Linked DNA regions of Homo sapiens: region 1 is linked to region 2. A link is a loop called in an ENCODE intact Hi-C map of the cell type or tissue named here. Cell type or tissue: heart left ventricle. All regions are shown on one strand. Links, peaks and the distances in the headings refer to the core of each region. The heading gives the core; the rest is flanking DNA.

Region 1 (10,322 bases), core at 2,317-10,316, 76 kb before region 2:
CGCCAGCGCCTCCCTTCGGGCTGGGAGGCCACTAAGGGCTCGAGAAAACCCGGGCTTGGGAAAAGTAAACGCAGCCTTTCAGGGAGCCCCAACCCTTACCCGAATCAGCAATACCCAAGCTCCAATAACTCCAATTACCTATAGGCCGCGAACAAGTGGGACACAGGCAAGACGTCGAGGTCGGTGCAGCAGAGAAACAGAGGATAATGGCGTCTGCAGTGCTGTCGCCTGGAGCGCCCTCCTCCTTTCTCGTTCGCGCACTCACTAGCTGGGGGGAGGGGCGGCTAGGGGGCGAACCTCTCGCGAGATCTAACAACTGCCTAGTTCACGCGCACAGGGAGGGGGCGGGGAAGGGGCGTTTTCCAGCCCCGAAGGAGTCCTTTGGGGTTGGAGGAGGGGCGCGAGCGCGCGGCAAATCGGGCGGGAAGAGGTAAAAAAGGAACTGGGAGCGCGCCGCGGCGGTTCCTGTCCTTACAGTTGCGCTGCCCAGGGACCGATGTTGCGCGAGGAAAATGCGGGACGCCCAGGTCGGTGCTCGGCCCAGACTTATGCCCGTGTTTTCACAGCCCACACTCGTGCCCGAAGCCCCTTACCCCGCCCCGGGCTGTGGTCTGTGGGCTGTGGGACGAGCTGCGGCGCGGTAAGTGCGGGCCGTCTGCGTCCGCTGGGCCGGGCCCACGCTTCGGAAACCCGTTGTTTGTAATGGTCCGGGGCGCCCGTCAGTCAAGGCCGGGCCCGGGGGCGCAGCTGGCGGTTCTCGGCCTGCCTTGCGCCGGGGCGGGAGCCGGGGAAACGCGGGGCGAGCCTGGGAGTACTGGAGAACTTCTCGCCGAGAGGGCACAGGCGGTTTCACAGGGCTCTCGGTTCTGAGACTTTCCTCTTGGGTAATGGGACCTGAGATGGAAGTATTTTGTAGTGTCGTCGCTGTAGTTTATTCCGATAAAATTTTTAGGCAATATGTATTGCCCTTGTCTCCTAAAATGAATGCGTATCGCTGAATACGTTGCAGACCTCCACGTTCCATTCAAAGCGCCTGCCTTGTGGCAGTGATGAAAACAGACAAAAACCCTTGCCCTCAAACGTGCTCCTGTTCTAGCGGGTTCAGCGCACACTTGCATTGTATTCGGTTCCTTACTTTTAAGGCTCCTGTGCCAAGCTTTCATGACTTCCTTTGTTAAGGCACATAAGGTCACTTTCAATCGGTGACAGCCCTGGGAAATCTCCAGCCCTGGTAGTACCCGCTTTCCACATCCTTACTCGTCAACCTTCCAGCCTCCGCCCACAATCCCAAACTCATTTTGAAGCATAAAGGTGTCATAATCTGCACATAAAGCGAAATCCACCATTGGCCGAATACATGCATATATTTTAGTGTTGATGAATTTGTGCTGATTCATTCCTGTTATAATGTTTCCTTCTTGGGTAATTTGCAAAACATATATACCAGCATTCTTTTAAATGGCCATGATTGCATCCACCCAGCATCTTTTACTTGACTGATTAGAGGAAAACTCTTGTTAGGGCGCACTGAGGATTTCATGACAAACACCAGTATTTACATTCTGGGAGGATACGTTAACACATGCTGTTAGAACATAATGTCCGGGATTGTGGAATTTATAAAAGTTCTCTTTAAGTGATAATATAATTTTTTAAATGGTCCCCACCATGAAGAGTGTATAGTCTTGTTGGGTAGGTAAAACTTAACTCGCATTTCAGTTCTAAAACACAAAGTTCAGAATTTTATTAAATATTCAAAACTGATGAGTTTATGTAGGGGCTTAGGATACTTGGATTATAGAGATTTAATCCGCCAGTTAGTATTTGCAACATTTAATTGAGTTTGTCATTTAAAACCTGAGACATGTCACTGACACTAATATGCACAAATAGCGGTACGGTAATGATGATGCTGTGCTTTCTTTCAAATTAGGATTTATGTTGCAGTCATCATTTTCTTGATAAGGAATGATGAGTGGGAATCACAAGTAAGCAGCCCTATATAAGAACCTCTTCCGGCCGGGCACGGTGGCTCACGCCTGTAATCCCAGCACTTTGGGAGGCCGAGGCGGGCGGACCACAAGGTCAGGAGATCGAGACCATCCTGGCTAACATTGTGAAACCCCGTCTCTACTAAAAAGACAAAAAAAAAAATTAGCCGGGTGTGGTTGCAGGAGCCTGTAGTCCCAGCTACTCAGGAGGCCGAGGCAGGAGAATGGCGTGAACCCGGAAGGCTGATCTTGCAGTGAGCCGAGATCGCGCCACTGCACTCCAGCCTGGGCGACAGAGCGAGACCCTGTCTCAAAAACAAAAACAAAAACAAAAAAAAAAACCTCTTCCTCCCAGTTTCATTGTCCAGACTGGACCCCGACTGGTGTAAATTATTCATCCCCTCTAGATGCCATTGTGGGATGGTTGCTATTTTTCCCCCCATTTGATTTCTTCTTTACGTCTTTTTAATTTTTAGGTTTGCTCTTTAAATAACAGGAAAGTCTTTTTTCTCCATCCTTTTATTCTCTGTTTGAAATTAAGACTTTTCAACCCAATAATTTTATACCTGTGTTCATTCAAGAACTTAACAATACATTCATTGACTCCAGTCTTGTGTAATTGGTACAATGGTGTAATGGTGTAGTGATCACTTTGGACTCAGTGAATTTAGACCCAATATTACTTAGATGGGGGATTTACTTTAGATGGGCTAATATAATTGAGAATGTACACTATCCAGCTGCATTATTGTTTAAAATAGTATTTATAACTACTATTTCCTGAGTTCCCCACTGTGTGCTAAACGTTGTGCTGGCAGTTTAATACTTTTTAGAGTTCTTTGAGCAAGTTGTTAGTTATCTTTGTTTTGTGAACGAATGAACTAGCACTAAGAGAAGCTAAGGAACATATCCAAGGTCACATAGCAAAATGGGGTTCCAGATTCTCTTTCTGTCTTTTCCTTACTTTAGGTTATGGAGGATCCATAAAAATCTCCTCTGATTACTTCTTCTAATTTCAGTCATATACGGTATAAATTTTTCCTCCCTAATTTTCGGAGTATCTTCTCAAAAATTCCAGGATTACCTTGAACTCATCCTCAATGAATTAAAATGTAGACTTACCTTTATTGTTTAGATGAAGATAATGGAACTGTGGAGTAGATTTAAATATTCGTTAGTGCTTTTAAGTCTCAGCTATTGTCAGAATGACACACGTAAGGTCCAAAAGGATGACACTCCTGCCTCGCTTTTTATTAAAAAAAAATTGGAATATATGAGGCTGACTGAAAATTAATCTGTAAATCAAATATGCCTAGACCTTCGTGGTAGGTGATAAAATTTTCCCACTTTATTTTCTTTTGTTCAGTTCCTGGCAGTACAGATCTAGAATGCAGATTAGTGTGGTCAGCCAAGTTTATCATTCATACAATGCTAATCAGCTTTCTTAAAAATGTTTTTTCCTGATTATAAAATTAATGGGGATTAAGCTGTATGTAATTTTATATGTGTTCTTTTTCCCAACAAAATGTGAATGTATTTCTTTGTCATTAAATAATTCTTAAAAATGGTTTCTTTAAAGATTTCATAGCTTTTCATTTCATGGTGGTAGTGCTATGTATTTAACTTTTTTTCCCATTTTGAACATTTTGTTTTTTTCAAAATATAAAAACTCAGTGGTAAACTCTCTGCCACATAAATCTTTGTCTTTATTTATTTTGTTACTTATTGATGCATAAAAGATGTACATAGTTTTGGGGTATATGTGATAATTTAATATATTCACTTAATTTGTAAAGATCAAATCACAGTACCGGGGATATTATCTCCTTAAATATATGGCTTTTCTTTGTCCTTATTTATGATTATGTCCTTAATTCTGGAAAGTAAAAGAAGTGGATAATATGGTATGAACATACCTTTTTTTTTTTTTTGAGACTGAGTTTCGTTCTTGTTGCCTATGCTGGAGTGCAGTGGCGCAATCTCGGCTCACTGCAACCTCTGCTTCCTGGGTTCAAACGATTCTCCTGCCTCAGCCTCCCGAGTAGCTGGGATTACAGGCATGTGCTACCAAGCTCGGCTAATTTTTTTGTATTTTTAGTAGAGATGGGGTTTCTCCATGTTGGTCAGGCTGGTCTGGATCTCCTGACCTCAGGTGATCCACCCGCCTTGGCCTACCAAAGTGCTGGGATTACCAGTTTTGAACATCTTTTTTTCTTTTCTTTTGAGACAAAGTTTCGTTCTTGTTGCCCAGGCTGTAGTGCAATGGCACAATCTCGGCTCACTGCAACCTCTGCCTCCTTGGTTCAAACGATTCTTCTGTCTCAGCCTCCCTAGTAGCTGGGATTACAGGCATGCGCCACCAGGCTCAGCTAATTTTTTTGTATTTTTAGTAGAGACGGGCTTCTCCATGTTGGTCAGGCTGGTCTTGAACTCCTGACCTCAGGTGATCCACCTGCCTCAGCCTCCCAAAGTGCTGGAATTACAGCTGTGAGCCACCGCACCCAGCCCGAACATATCTTACTGTATAATTTAAAAGACAGTTTTCCAAATTTATTATTATTTTCTTGGACAGTGGAGTTCTTTAGGATCAGGAGCTGTTCTTTGCACATGGGAATTTGTGCTGCCCTTGCTAACCTCTGCCTCTGAGCTGCTTCTACCTGCTTGTGACTATGGTTACCCAATTTCCTAAGCAAAGAAGGGATGAAAACCTTAGGAATTATCTGAAGGACTAGATGCCATTAATATAATTTACCAAATTATTAAAGGTCTCAATTATTAATATCCAGTCTAAACTTTATAATATAGATCTTACATAATATTTTTCCATTTGATTAAACATTTTAATAAGCTTCTCTTTCTAATCTGTAGGAAAAATAACCTATTACACATCATCTTTTTATTATAATTAAGACATGCAGTTGTAGGAATTATATCTGTATCCTAGATCAATCCTACTTTCTACTTTGTTGTTAAGTGATGAAATCTGTGTAACAGATGTATGTTAGCAGTTATTTTATTTCCCCTAAAGTTCTTGACTTTTTGGTAAAATATTTGAGAATAGTTGTATTGGAATGCTTGTACAGTGTTAAGTATCTCTTATCACATTTGCTTGTGTTTTACAGGTGTCTTGGTTATCTTTTGGGTGTTTAGTCAATGGAATTTTTTTCTTTGCCCAGTTATGATAACATTACTGTAAATTCATAGTATGTCAGCTTCAGAAGTTGAGAGTGGTTCTTAGAGTTATTAATTAGGACTGACACATTTAATGGAACAGTTTAGTTGTTGGGGTTCACTGAGCAGTGTTTTTCAGAATTCATCCCAACTCTTGGCTGAAAGGAGTTTTGCCACTTGCGGTGTTCAGTAGCACATACGGCCGGGCGCGGTGGCTCACGCCTGTAATCCCAGCACTTTGGGAGGCCGAGGCGGGTGGATCACGAGGTCAGGAGATCAAGACCATCCTGGCTAACACGGGGAAACCCCGTCTCTACTAAAAATACAAAAAAATTAGCCGGGCATGGTGGCAGGAGCCTGTAGTCCCAGCTACTTGGGAGGCTGAGGCAGGAGAATGGCAGGAACCCGGCAGGCTGAGTTTGCAGTGAGGCGAGATTGCACCACCGCACTCCAGCCTGGGCGACAGAGCAAGACTCCAAAAAAAACCCACCAAAACAATAGCATATACCAGGAAGAGCAAGTTTGGAATTAAAAAAAAATTAAAAAATAAACTGATACATAAGCCTTAGAATATCAGTTTGTAATATTCAAAAAATGTAAAAATTATTTTATGTGCTATGTTAGTAGGGTTATAGCAAAAGGAAAAGTAGTACTTAACCGCAGCACTATGTCGAAGCTATCACAAAGATAAATATAGTAGGTGTAGGTGATATTTTTAAGTTTTTCTTTCATTTGATTTTGTAAATGAAACAATTTAGAATGCATTAGATGGGCTTGTTATTTACGTGAGATCTGAGAATTCTGTTCATTATAGTAGCAGCAAACCACTCTTATAGAATGGCCGTTTATATGTGGATTTTATACATAAGTGGGTTTTATAGATGAATTGAGGGACTGGTTTTACTTCCTCTTTCCACTTAAGTTGACAGAAAAAGGTAAAAGAATGGAGATTAGCAGAATTTATGTTCTAGTTCTGGGTCTGCTGTTGGGTATGATATGTATGCCTTAATCTTCATGCCTCAGTTTCATCATTGTCAAAAATAGATGAGAATACTCTTTCTATCAAAAAATTACTGTTTTGAGGTTTAGATAACATTGTAGATGTAGAAGTACATTTTTTATTGATATCTTTAAAAAAATTTTAAGTCTTACAAAATAGGTTTTAATTTATTTTCAGCAAAGTCTTCACTTCTCTGTTTATACATCTGTACCTGCTGGGAAATATAGGATTAATATCTCTGAAATTCATTCTTGTTTATTTTCTGTCCAGCCTTGACCTTTTCAGTTCATAACCAATCAGTCTTCTTTTCTTACTGATTCATTTCTTTTGAAGTTTCAAAGTCAACTGAAAGTACACTTTGTCCTCATTTCAGTTTACTTAATCTAATGTCTGTCATCACATTTTTACAACACCTTTGAAAATTATACTAGGTCCATTTGCCAGCACTGTGTTATTTAAATTTTACTGGAGGAAATAGGAACCTTATTGAATTGGTGCAACTAAGAGCCATGGCTGGGTTCCTTCCCTCCCCTCCCCTCCCCTTCCCTTCGCTTTCCGATGGAGTCTCACTCTGTCACCCATGCTGGAGTGCAGTGGGAAACCCTTGGCTCACTGCAACCTCTGCCTCCTGGATTCAAGCGATTTTCTGCCTCAGCCTCCTGAGTAGCTGGAATTACAAGCACGTGCCACCACGCCCAGCTAATTTTTGTATGTTTAGTAGAGATGGGGTTTCACCATGTTGACTCACACTCCTGACCTCAGATGATCCACCCGCCTCGGCCTCCCAAAGTGCTAGGGTTACAGGCGTGAGCCACCGCGTCCGGCCTGCCTTCTTATTGTTTCTATTTTTATCACTTTTCTGCTCCTTTTGTGCCTTCTTTTAGATTGTTTTCTTTATATTTTCCTCAGCTAGTTTGAAAGTTAGTTGTTACATTTCTATTCTTTTGGTGTTTACCTTCAGTTTTTTAATTGGAGTATAATTTACCTTCAGTAAAATTCATATTTTTTGGAGTATAGTTCTGAGTTTTGATAAACAGATAACAGTCATGTAACCACCAACCACCACCATCGTCATGTTATAGAACAATTCCATCACCCCAAAAATTTTCTTTTGCCCCTTGTAGTCAACCTCTTTCCACATTTCTGGCCTTTGGCAACCACTGAACTGTTTTCTGTTTGTATAGTGTTGCATTTTTCCAGAATGTCATATAAATGGAATTATTCCTTTACTTACCATACTGAATTTGACATTCATGCATATTATTCCTTGTGTCCATAATTTATTTTTATTATTAAATAGTATTCCATTGTATGGATATTATCACAGTTTGTTTATCCGTTCACCAAATGAAGGACATGTGGGTGGGTTTTTTTTTTGAGACAGAGTCTCAGTCTGTCACTCAGGCTGGAGTGCAGTAGTGCAAACACGGCTCACTGCAGCCTCAACCTCCTGGGCTCAAGTGATCCTCCTACCTCTGCCTCCTGGGTAGCTAGGACTACAGGCATGTGCCACCACACTCAGTTTTTTAATTTTTTGTAACAGATAGAGAGATAGAGATATTGCCCAGGCTGGTTTTGAACTCCTGGCCTCAAGTGACCCTCCCACCTCAGTTTCCCCAAGTGCTGGGATTACAGGTGTGTGCCACCACACCTGGCCACATACAGGATTTTAATGGATGTCAAAATTATTTACTCTCTTGAGTAAATACCTTGCAGTTGCATTGCTGGGTTGTATGGTAAGTATATGTTTTGATTTCTAAGAAAATGCTAAACTGTTTTCCTTTTGTTTTGTTTTGAAACAGGGTCTTGCTCTATCGCCCAAGCTGGAGAGCAGAGGCATGATCACATCTCACTGCAGCCTTGTCCTCCTAGGCTCAGGTGATCCTCCTCCCTCAGGCTTCTGAGTAGCTGGGACTACAGGCATGCACCACAATGTCTGGCTAATTTTTGCATTTTTGGTAGAGACAGAGTTTTGCTGTGTTGCTCAGGCAGGTATTGAACTCTCAGGCTCGAGCAATCTGCCCTCCTCAGCCTCTCAAAGTGCTGGGATTACAGGCATGAGCCACTGCACCTTGCCCAACTGTTTTCCTTTGTAGAAACCTGCCAAATTCTTTTCCACGGTGGCTGTGCCATTTTGCATTCTCACTAGCAATGAGAATTCTAGTACTTGGTATTGTCAGTTATTTTTTATTTTACATGTGTAGTGATATCACCTTTGATTTTAATTTTGCATTTCCCTGATGTCTAATAATATTGAACTGTTTTCCTGTGTTTATTTGCCATCTGCATATTTTCTTTGGTGAAGTTTCCATATCGTTTTTCTTTTAGCCTTCTGTTTGTTTTTTTGTTGAGACAGGGTCTTGCTCTGTTACCCAGGCTGAATGCAGTGGTGTGACCTTGGCTCACTGCTGCCTTGACCTCCCAGGCTCAAGTGATCCTCCCATCTCAACCTCCTGAGTAGTTGAGACCACAGGCACATGCCACCATGCCCACCTAATTTTGTTTATATTTTTGTAGAGACAAGATCTCAGTATGTTGTCCAGGCTGGTCTTTATTTCCTGGGCTCAAGTGATCCTCCTGCCTTGGTCTCCCAAAGTGCCAGGCTTATAGGTGTGAGCCACTATGCCTGGACTGAAGTATCCTTTCAAATCTCTTTCTTATTTTGTGGATTAAATACTTAAATGTAAGACCTGAAACTGTGAAACTACTAGGCAAAAACATTGTGGAAATGCTTCAGGACATTGTTCTGGGCAAAGATTTTTTTGAGGTAAAAACTTAAAAGCACAGGCAATAAAAGCAAAAATAGATGGTATTATATTAAGCTAAAAAGCTTCTGTACAGCAAAGGAAATAACCAACAGAGTAAAGAGACAACTTATTGAATCAGAGAAAACATTTGCAAAATATCCATCTGACGAGGGATTAATAACAAGAATATATAAGGAGCTGAAACAATGGCAAAAAGCCAAATAATCTGATTTTTAAAATGGGCAAATGATCTGAATAGACATTTCACAAAAGAAGATGTACAGGTGGCCAACAGGTACATGAAAAAATATTCGACATCGTGAATCAGGGAAATGCAAATCAAAACCACAATGAGATATCGTCTCACCCCAGTTAAAATGGCTATCAAAAAGACAAAAAAAAAAATAAAATAAAATAAAAAAGATTCTTGTGAGGATAAAGAGAAAGGGGAATGGTAGGACAGTTTTATTGGGAATATAAATTAGTGTAGCCTCTGTAAAAAACAGTATGGAGGTTCCTCAAAAAAATCAAAATAGATCTGCCATATGATCCAGCAATTTCACCACAAAGTATAAACTAAAAGAAAGGAAATCAATGTATTGAAGAGAGATCTGCATTCCAGCGTTTATTACAGTACTATTTACAGTTTCCAAGATACGGAAAAACCTGAATCCATCAGCAGACGAATGGATAAAGAAAATGTATATATACACGGAATATTATTCAGCCATAAAAAAGAATGATATCCTGTCATTTCCAGCAACATGGATGTAACTGGAGAACATTATGTTCAGTGAAATAAGCCAAGCACGGACATGTTGCATGTTCTCACTCTTGGGATTTAAAAAAAGTTGATCTCGGGAAGGTAGAGAGTAGAACAATGGTTACCAGAGGCTGGGAAGGGTAGGGGGGCAAAGGGTAGGAAGACAGATTGGTCAATGGGTGTAAAAATACAGTTAGAGGCCGGGCGCAGTGGCTCATGCCTGTAATCCCAGCATGGGAGGCTGAGGTGGGCGGATCACGAGGTCAGGAGTTCGAGACCAGCCTGGCCAACATAGTGAAACCCTGTCTCTACTAAAAATACAAAAATTAGCCATGCGTGGTGGTACGTGACTAGTCCCAGCTACTTGGGAGGCTGAGGCAGGAGAATCGCTTGAAGTCAGGAGGCGGAGGTTGCCGTGAGTCGAGATAGCGCCGCTGCACTCCAGCCTGGGCGACAGAGCTAGAATGCTGTCTTAAAAAAAAAAAAAAACAATTGGAATAAGTTCTAGTGTTTGATAGCACTGCATTGTGGCTATAGTTAACAATAATTTATTATTTCAAAATAGAAGAGAAGGTTTGGAATGTTCTCTACAGAAAGAAATGATAAATGTGTGAAGTGATAGATATCCTAATTACCCTGATTTGATCATT
Region 2 (10,322 bases), core at 1,437-9,436:
GGAGGTGGGAAGTTCCAGCCTTGCTGCAGCAGTTCAGTGGTGCCACCAAAGACTGCATGTCTTTTTCTCTTTCCCTTCTGCCATCTTTCCCATGTCAGCTTTTCATCTTCATGGCTATCACAGGTCACCAGGCTGCTGCAGCTCCAGGGATCAAGGCAAAATGAAGGGGAAAAGGCAGGGGTGGCATCGACTGTCTCTTGCATCAGGAAAGCAAAAGCTTTCCCAGTTCCCAGGAGCCTTCCAAAAGATTTCTCCCTACATCTTATTGCCAGGACTAAGTCACATGTCCTCCCGTGACTTTGAAGGAGGCTAAGAAAGTGACGATCTAGTTTTCCAGCTTCTGTAATAAGAGAAGAGAGTTGGGCATGGTTGTAGAGGCAGCCAGGCCACAGTGACTGCCACAGTGATTAATATATGTTAGCTGTTACTGTTATTATTATTCCAGTTTTTAAAGTTAAAGATGTTGAAATTATTTTTCATTCCCCCTCTTCTTCTTTAACACTCAGTCACCAAGTTCAGCGATTCCTCCTTCTCAATGTTTTCCATGCCTACCCGATCTTTCCTTCATACTATTCCTAATGTTCCGGTGTTATTATCTCATGCATGGAAAAATGCAGTCAGCTTTCTTTCTGTCTCCTCTATCTTCAGTTTCTCCATGCTCTGCTCTATCTTGCACTCCACCAGATGAATCTTCATCAAATATCTCTATCATGCCATGTTATTGCCCAAATTCTTTAATCTCTTCCTATTGTCCACAGTAGTGATTCTTAAACTTCAGCATAATTAGAATCACATGGGAAGGCTGGGTGTGGTGGCTCACGCCTGTAATCCCAACACTTTGGAAGGCTGAGGTGGGTGGATTGTTTTAGCTCAGGACTTTGAGACCAGCTTGGGCAACATGGTGAACCCTGTCTCTACAAAAAATACAAAAATTAGCCGGGCACGGTGGCATGCACCTGTAGTCCTAGCTACTCAGGAGGCTGCTGAGGGGGTGGATTGCTTGAGACTGGGAGGCGGAGGTTGCAGTGAGCCAAGATCAAACTGCTGCACTCCAGGCTGGGTGACAAAGGGAGACTCTGTCTAAAAAAAAAAAGAAGAATCACCTTGGAAACTTGTTAAAAATCAGATGTCTTCTTAAAAGCAGGTATTGAGGTTATAAAATAATATATTCTCAATATACTCACAGTATAATTGGCAACACAAACAAAATAATTATAATTCAGGGAATTTATTTTCTATGTTACTCATTTGGCACATTAAATTTACTGCTTTACATAAGATCCACAATCAGTTATTTTTTCATGTATATATGTCTCATTTCCTTCAATAGATCAGACATTGCTTGAAGGCAGAGATTCTGTATAATACCACACTGCCACTGTAATTAGTCCTAAAATATCCGACACAATTTTTTTGAATAAATCAATGGTATTCATGCAAAATATTCAGTGGGTACTTAATAAATGTTGGACTTATCTAGCAAAAACAATGGAAAACCTCAGACAAGATTGGGTAAAAAACAAAAACAAAAAACACCTCTATCTATTAGAATAGATGTATAGCTTGAAGCAACAGAATTACTCTTGGCTGAGAAATGGCTACAATCTAATAATGTAGATCTTGCATGAATCAAATGGAAAGACACAGTGTAGATCTATCACAAATACTAAGCTTCAAGGGGTGAAAGGGCACTGTTAATCAGTAATTCTATCAGTAATAGGATTAGTTTGATTATTATGGAAGAGATCACCCATTCAATAATGTTCTTTTCCAGGCACTCCTGATACCCACTGGAGGTAATGCTGGTTTTGGGAGCACAATGTATTGTGAATAAAATATACGAAGAAAAAAGGTAATTATTTATACCTGTTTGGTGCCAGGGTCTTCAATGATGAATAAGACCCAGTCTCTCAAGGAACTTGGTATCTAGTAGGAAAAAGAAGCATGCAGACAAGTCTAACAGATGATTTCCAGTATAACCGGAAATCAGAGAGGAGCATGAGTGTGTGAGTGAGGCAGGAGAAGAAGAGAGGATCTCTTCTGTCTGGAAGTGTGAGGACACCTTTTCCCAAGGAGTTATCTGCTCTCTCACCTTCCTTTCAGCTTCTCTTGGAATATTGCTAGAGTTATTATTTTTATCATGTTTGGTCTCACCTTCTCACCAACTACTGAATTTCAGAGGTAAATATCCAAGGAGTTGATAACATCTTTGTTTCTTCATACTAATGAAACGGGAAACAATTTCAGAAGTCATCCAATCCAACCCAGCCTGACAAACAAAATGGTCATCTGTTCTCTCTCTTTCTATCTACTCCTGATTCCCCCAAATCCCCGCATTTCTCAAATATGAGAGACTAAGGATAATCAACCATCCTGCTGTGCCCCGGAAAAAGTACTGAAATGCAGGACTTTCATTGCTAAAATCGGGACAGTCCCAGACAAACCAAGATGAGTTGGTCACCCTAGAGGGCAGTAGAAATAGTTAGAATGAAGGAGCCTGGATTAATCTATGCTAAATTCCTAACTGGGCAATTCCCTTAATGCTGATGGTTGCTTTATAGTATCAGAATATAAATGTGTCTCTGGAAGACAAGCCTATGCAGATTCAGAGCAAACATCCCACCACAGCCTACCAGGCTTGACTCATTCACTGGCTGGGTGAAGTCAACACAAGCATGTGTTTTCAATAAATATTTGATATAACTTTGTTTTGATTATACTGGGCTCTTAGGGGCAGCATTGTGTTCCCACCCAAATTCCTATGCTGAAGTTCTAATCCCAGTACCTCAGAATGTGATTGTATTTGGAGAAAGAGTCTTTACACATAATTAAGGTAAAATAAGGTCATATAGGTGGACCCTAATGCAATATGACTGGTGTCCTTATAAGAGGAGTAGATGAGGACAAAGACACAATAGAGGAAAGGCTGTGTAAACACAAGGGGAGAAGATGGCCATCTATAAGCCAAGGAGTGAGGCCTCAGAAGAAATAACCCTGCTGCCACTTTGATCTTGGACTTCCAGCCTCTGGAATTGTGAGAAAATAAATTTCTGTTGTTTAAGCCACCCAGTCTGTGGTACTCTGGTATTGCAGCCTCAGCAAACTCATATATGGGCATTGTTATGTTGCTTATAACAATGGAAAACGGACTGGGTAATTTATAAAGAAAAGAAATTTATTTCTTCCAGTTACGGAGGCTATGAAGTCCCAGGGCGAGGGGCCACATCTGGTAAGAAACTTCTTGCTGATGGGGACTCTGAACTGAGGCAGGGCAGGGTATCACACAGCAAGAGGGATGAGCGTGTGAATGTGTGAGCTCAGGTCCCTCTTCCTCTTCTTATAAAGCAACCCATTCCACTCCCATGGTAACCCATATATTCATTGACCCTTTAACCCATTCATCCATGAATGGATTAATCCACTTATGAGGGCAGAGCCCTTATGATCCAATCACCTCTTAAAGGCCCTATCTCAATACTGCCACATTGGGGATTAAGTTTCAACATGACTTTTGGAGGGGATAAATATTCAAACTACTGGGCCAGGTGTGGTGGCTCATGCCTGTAATCCCAGCACTTTGGGAGGCCGAGTTGGGCGGATCACAAGGTCAGGAGTTGAGACCAGCCTGGCCAATAGGGTGAAACCCCTTCTCTGCTAAAAATAAAAAAAACTAGCCTGGTGGGGTGGCACATGCCTGTAGTCCCAGCTACTCGGGAGGCTGAGGGAGGAGAATAGCTTGAACCCAGGAGGTGGAGGTTGCAGTAAGCCGAGATCGCACCACTGCACTCCAGCCTGGGCGACAGAGTGAGATTTCATCTCCAAAACAAACAAACAAACAAACAAACTATATATATATACATACATATATATATATGTATGTATATATATTCAAACTACAGCAATTGTCTTGAGTTGGGCTTTCTCAGATGTATATAGTGATTTATGCAGAAGTAGTTTATTTGGGAGGTGATCCCAGGAAGCCCTGATGACAGAGGTGAAGGGAGAGGGAAAGGAAGGAAACTACTTCAGAGCAGGTCACTGCTGGGGGCAACTGGATCTGCATTCCACTGGGGGCCTCTGAAAACTGTGTAGAACACACCTCAGGTTGTCCCACCCGAGGGGCAATTTACCCTCCATCTCCCATTCGTTATGGGGGGAACAGGGATTGGCTTACAGCCTGGCAGCACCTGCCTGCCCTGCACAGTAGTGAGCTAATTTCTGCTGCTAGAGAAAGCCCTCAGGGAGGGTTGGGGGAGCTTGCAATAAGAACTGCAGGTGTGCACAGCAACAGTCTCTGTGTGTTTTATTTGCTTTTGTAATAACAAACAATAAAGATTTCAAAAGCAGGAAAGTGATTGTATTACTGGGAACAATTTTATTTAACTTTAACATTATAACAAATCCATTGCCAGTTTCACTTTGGAATTTGGCCTAGAATAAAAGTGGCTTTCTCTAGGCAGGGTGTGAGATGTGATATAAGCCGTGTTCTTTCAGCGCCCCGGTGGTATCATGCATCAGGCTCCTCACAGTGCCAGACTCACTGTCATTCTTAAATTCCTAGAGATTGGGCCTTGTTAGTGCTAAAGGCCTCTGAGGCTCCTTTAAATCAGTCACATATTGATTAAAATAAGAAGGGAGATTCTCCCTTTCCTACCTAAGCTAGCTGAGGGCATATAGCAAAATCTCTTTTCCTTGTGTCAAAATTAAAACAGGACTCTCAGTGTCCTGCGCCATCTACCCAGGGTAACTTCCTACCCTTCCCATTGCTAAAGGAGATAGATAGTAATTATTCAGCACCCCCCTCCATGAGGACTGACATAGATAATGCAAGTAGAGTTCTCAGCAAAGGGCATGGCTACTAACTGCACACATCGAAGCCCATTGAGAATACTGGTAATTTGTATATTTATTTCATGTAACCAGAAATCTCCATATTTTATTTAAAAATAAATTTTGTCTCTGGGTGTTGTTTCACTTGCGAGTACGCCAGGCTTGTGACTGTGTATCCTTTGTCCTCCTGGCTTAAGTATCTCCAAGTAGAATTATTGGGAAGTTTTTAGATAAAATAAAAATCTTAGGAAAGGTTGGGGCTGGCCTTGGAGGAATAGAGGGGAGGGAAGGAGACAGAACTGGGTCCTGGGAAAAAGGAGGCAGGCAGGCTCCATGCCAAGGGCTGGGATTAATCCTGGGCACCTAGCCTCTTCCTCTCTGAGTTCTCCTTCACCCTTTGCCAGTTTTCACCAGTGACTCTGATAGACTGGGGTGCAAATATAGAAATGACTAATGACATAAAAAAGTTGTTTGTCCATCGTATGTTCTCACTCATAAGTGGGAACTAAGCTATGAGGATGCAAAGGCATAAGAATGATACAATGGACTTTGGTGACTCAGGGGAAAGGGTGGAAAGGGAGTGAGGGATAAAAGACTACAAAGTGGGTTCAGTGTATACTGCTCTGGAGATAAGTGCACCAGAATCTCACAAATCACCAGCAAAGAACTTATGTAACCAAACATCACCCATTCCCCCCAAAACGTATGGAAATAAAACATTTTAAAAAAAGGAAAAGGTTTTAAGGTTTTTAAAATATGTGTAGGGAAAGATTATCTCAGATGTATTTTTAAAAAAACCAAGATATTTTATAGGGATTTAATAGATGTTTTCAAAATCAAAATAAAAGTTGTTTTTCCTCATTAGTAAGCCAGAAAGTTGGAATTAAAACTACAGTGATGTAAGTGCCTGAGTCTTAAGTAAGGGTCTTAATATTAGTCTTAAACAGAGGAGGGATAGGGTTAGAAACTTTCTAAATGAATGCTCCCTGACTGAACTCATTGTTTTAATGCAGCATATAATCCTCTGGATAAATCTCTGAATAAAATTTCAGATGAAAAGAACACTTAAATGGCCACATTATATCAACAGAAAGACAGGCATTTCAGGACTAAAAAAGAACATAACATATGGAATACTGAAAACCTGTACTGTAGCCCAGCGCCAGGCACCAGGTATGTCTTCAACAGATGTTAACTATGATTATGATTATTGTCACCCAATAACCATCTTTCCCATCTAGTATCTCATGGGAATTTCAGAGAATTCACGTGTATGGGAGTATAATGGAGATGGAGACTCTGTAGGGAATTGGGGTGCAGGGAAATTCATCTGTTTCACAATGCACACCCACATCAAGTGACTCTAATTCTCCTTTCAATAAGAGTTTTTGCTCTCAAAAACCCTCTTCTCTTCCAGACTGTCTCTCTCCTATGTAAGCCTAATGTTTTTCTCTCCTGCTTTATAGATTTTCCCTCATACCTCCTTCAAATTCTTTTCTGTGCCATGTAATGTGAAAGCCACAAAAATTGACCTCAGGTCATTACAGTCTACTAGAGGAGCTATAAACAACATTATTTAGAATAGAGAGGTTGACCACCGTGACATGCTAGAGGCATAAACGGTAGGGGTTCAGTGGAGAGGAGACATCATAAGACAAGTGGCATGGGCATTGGTCTTAAAGGATAAATTGGATTCTGTCTGAAAACAGTAGGAAATAATATTATTGGTGGAAGGAACAGTTTGAGCAAAGACACAAATGTGGCAAAAGCCAGGGTCTGATCTTCCCAGCTTGAATGCCAAACTAAGGGATCCAGGCTGTATTCTATAGGCCAACATTTTGAGCAGCTCATCTGAGCCATATTGGAGATATTAATCATAGACTGGTTGTCATGAATGGATGGGAAGAGGCAGGGGCAGGGTGCAGGAGGTCAGTAAAGAGGACATCCCCATTACTCTTCAACTCTCAGATAGTCAGATATAAATGTTAATTCTTGCCTTCTCAGAAATGTTTAAGGCATCTCCATTGTCCACAAAATAAAGAATAAACCCCTTAAAATGCCATTCAAGGCCTCCGTACTAGTCAGCTTGAGCTGCCATAATAAAATACCATAGACTTGGGGCTTAAACAACAGAAATTTATTTCCTCACAGTTATGGAGGCTAGAAGTTCAAGGTTCTGGCCAGTTCAGTTTCTGGTGAGGGCAGATGGCTTGCAAATGGCCACCTTCTTACTGTGTGCTTATGTGGCCTTTACTTGGTGGTGCTCATGGAGAGAGAGAGCAAGCTCTCTGGTGTTTCTTTCTATAAAGGCTAATCCTTTTGAATCAAGACTCCAGGGTCACACCCTATGACCTCATTTAACCTTAGTTCCATAGAGGCCCCATCTCCAAATAGAGCCAGACTGTGGGTTAGTGCTTTGACATACACATTTTTGTGAAACACAAACATTCAGTCCATGACAGCTTCCTAGGAAAACAGTAACTACCATCTGTGAAGTGCCTACTATAGTCTAGGCATTGTGTAAAGTTCTTTACCTACATTATTTCATTTAATCCCCTCAAGAACAGCATGAAGTAGGTATTTTGTTGTCTGCATTTTACAAATGAGTCTCAGGGAAGGTAAGTACTTTGTCTATAGCTGTACAGCCTTTAGGGGAGGAGGCAGACTTTTAAGGGGAATCCACCTTGAGGCAGGAGGAATCCACATTGAAGGGGAATTGGAAGCACTCCACTCCCCTGACTGACTGCTTCCGACTTCAGCTGTGGCTCTGTCCTCCCCACCCACTCTGGTCCCACTGTATAACTCAGCATTTTCTCCACGTGACATAATTCTTGAGGTCTTGTGTTTGCTCATGCTGTTTTCTCAGACTGTAATGCCTTTTTTTTCTTCTTTTTATTAATTGTTCAAGTTTCCCCTCAAGGGGCAATGCCTCTGTGAAACCTTCCTGTACATCTTTTTTGTTGTTGTTGAATCATATGTATGTGAAACCTTTCTAAATATTCCATGCTGTTTCATTTGGCCTTGCATTCTGGTTACCTGTCTAAATGTCTGTATTTCCTTGCCATACCACCAGATTATACATATTTTGAGATATTTTACATGTGTGTATTTTACACCATGCCCAGCACACAGTAGGTGCTTTAATAGACATTTACTGAGTGAAGGTCAAGGTGAGAGTTAGTGAAGCTATAAACTAGAGGAGTGGCAATGGAGATGCAAAGGAGAGGATGGATTGATAAGACCTGGTGACTTTGGATGTGGGGACTGAGGGAGAGGCCAAGATGACTTGAAAGTTTTTCAAGGTAAGAACATCAGTGTTACTATAGAAGCCAGGAGGTGTTGCTACTTGCGGGGAAAGACACCATTAATAGAGGCGGTAGTAGTAATAATAGCAGCTTCCACTAATTAAATACTTGAATCACTCAGCATGCCAAGTGCTTGTCATATATTGCTCACCTATTTCTCATAATAATCTTGTGAGGTGAGCATTATTCTCAATGCATAGATGATGAAATGGAGGCTCAGAGAGATTAAGCAAACTGCTCAAGGGGGCACAACTAGCAAGCATCAGAACTGAGATGCAAACTCAAGTCTGTCTGACTCCAAAGCTTGTGTCCTGAAGTATTATCCTCCTGAAAACTGCCGAGTGACTCTATTTCCTGTTCTCCAAGGGGCAGCAGGGGAGGTCTCGCCATTTGCCGACAACTCTTTGTGGTGTCTGGTGACTGATTGGTGGTCAGTGCCATGTTGGTTCTTCATGACACAGACAATCCCCTGCACACAGATGGGAAGTTCCCAGGGATGGGAGAGAACATGAGATGTCTCAGCCAGGCCCTGGATGTCTCCTTGCCTTCCCTCCTTCTCCTCTCGGGCTGTACAAGCTGTTCAGCAGAAGTTCTTAGAGCATCTAGTCTTGTTCCAAAGAGACATAGCCATGGCCAAAGAGAATCTGAGGAACGCTAGGAAAAGTCACCTCTTCTATGTATTTGGTGTAAACTGGGAAGAAAAGGTCCCAACATATCTCATCACAGTCAGCAGTAAACAAATATCTTTATCAATAGCAGCATCAACAGCTTGTATTATAAGTGGGTGTGAGGGATTCCACTTCTTGGAAGGTCAAGTGTGGGAGATATCCAGGACTCAGGTCACTGAAGTGGGCACATATCCCTAATAACGCAAGAGCCTGGTAATGGAAACAAAGATTTCAAATTTGTCAATGATAAAACTTTTCTTAGTTTTTCATCTTGGAGAAAAAGAGTAAGCTAACAGGAAGTACAAAACAGGAATACATATTGCAGAATTCTTTAGGTAATACTATACTAGGTTTGTGATTGTATTTTAAGACTGATTACATGAAAGAATATTAATTAGGCCTATGAGAAGTAGCAGTATAAGTGGTTTGACAGAAATGTGAGATGAATGTATAGCAGATTTCAGCAGATAATGGCAGAAGAGTTGGGGGATAGGTCTTTTCCAAAGACTAAATGGATTGACTTGTTTATTCCGGCAATGTAAAGGAAGGAGGAATGATTGTGACTTTCTTCCTGTGATATGAAAATTGAAATGGGTTGGGCGGGGCACAGTGGCTCACGCCTGTAATCCTAGCACTTTGGGAGGCCGAGGTGGGTGGATCACTTGGGGTCAGGAGTTTGAGACCAGCCTGGCCAATGTGGTGAAACCCCATCTCTACCAAAACGATAAAAAATTAGCTGGGTGTGGTGGTGGGCGTCTGTAATCCCAGCTACTTGGGAGGTTGAGGCAGGAGAATCGCTGGAACATGGGAGGCGGAGGTTGCAGTGAACCAAGATTGTGCCACTGCACTCCAGCCTGGGTGACAGAGTGAGACTCCATCTCAAAAAAAAAAAAAACAAAAAACAAAAAGAGTAATGGGTTTATATAGATACCTATGAGTAATAGATTTTCACCATGTCTACCTAGGTCAGCACACTAAATGCCCAGAAGGATGATGTGTGGGTGAAGAAGCAGAGCAACATAATATGGGAGGGGAACCCCTTCTTGGCAGATTTTAAAGAATAAAGTAAATGGAAGTCCTTGTTTCTTCAATTAGACAGTGAGTTTTCTTTTAGCTCTATTATTTTATAGAAGTTGTAGATGTTCTTAGTTTAACTTGTGTTAGTCCCATGTTCAGAAGTAGCTTTAACCTCTATTGCCTACTACGTGACTGAAGAATAATTTGGCATTTTTCCCTTTCAAAGTGAAGCATGAGCTTTCATAAAAATCTTCCCCCATTGTTGTTACAGCATTTTGGTATGCATTTATATTTCAGTAATTTTAATGTAGTATATTAATTTTGATTATAAATGTTTCCACACACATGCCTACTGGTGGTAATATTTTATGTTTACCTTCTCGTTTGTACATTTTATTTGGGAGTAATGCATTCTGATAACTCATTAGGATACATGGATGGAAAATTTTCATTTTAAAGTAGGATAGTTTTAAGCAACATTAACATTTAATTAGAGCTCTTC

What was found. Peaks named below come from ENCODE experiments on the same cell type or tissue, not always from the same donor. Only the 100,000 strongest peaks of a DNase experiment are listed, where the experiment ranks them.
Region 1: a loop joins it to region 2, with 10 times the contacts of the local background. A loop is called at or near these places in 13 of 110 quality-filtered maps.

Annotation. Positions count from the first base shown.
Region 1 is chr9:83,980,365-83,990,686 of GRCh38, forward strand. RMI1 (RecQ mediated genome instability 1) reads left to right here and starts at 441. Exons shown (of 3, transcript NM_001358291.2): 1 at 441-527. It also overlaps a transcript of HNRNPK not described here. RefSeq lists enhancers at 105-154, 114-621, 195-254, 385-454, 475-564 and 1 more and a silencer at 775-854. In heart left ventricle, for the core only: no CTCF peak of the experiment used is centred there; no DNase peak of the experiment used is centred there.
Region 2 is chr9:84,057,527-84,067,848 of GRCh38, forward strand. LOC101927575 (a long non-coding RNA gene) reads left to right here and starts at 5,917. Exons shown (of 9, transcript NR_110995.1): 1 at 5,917-6,003; 2 at 9,769-9,901. In heart left ventricle, for the core only: no CTCF peak of the experiment used is centred there; a DNase peak (open chromatin) is centred at 5,166; H3K27ac peaks cover 1,591 bases.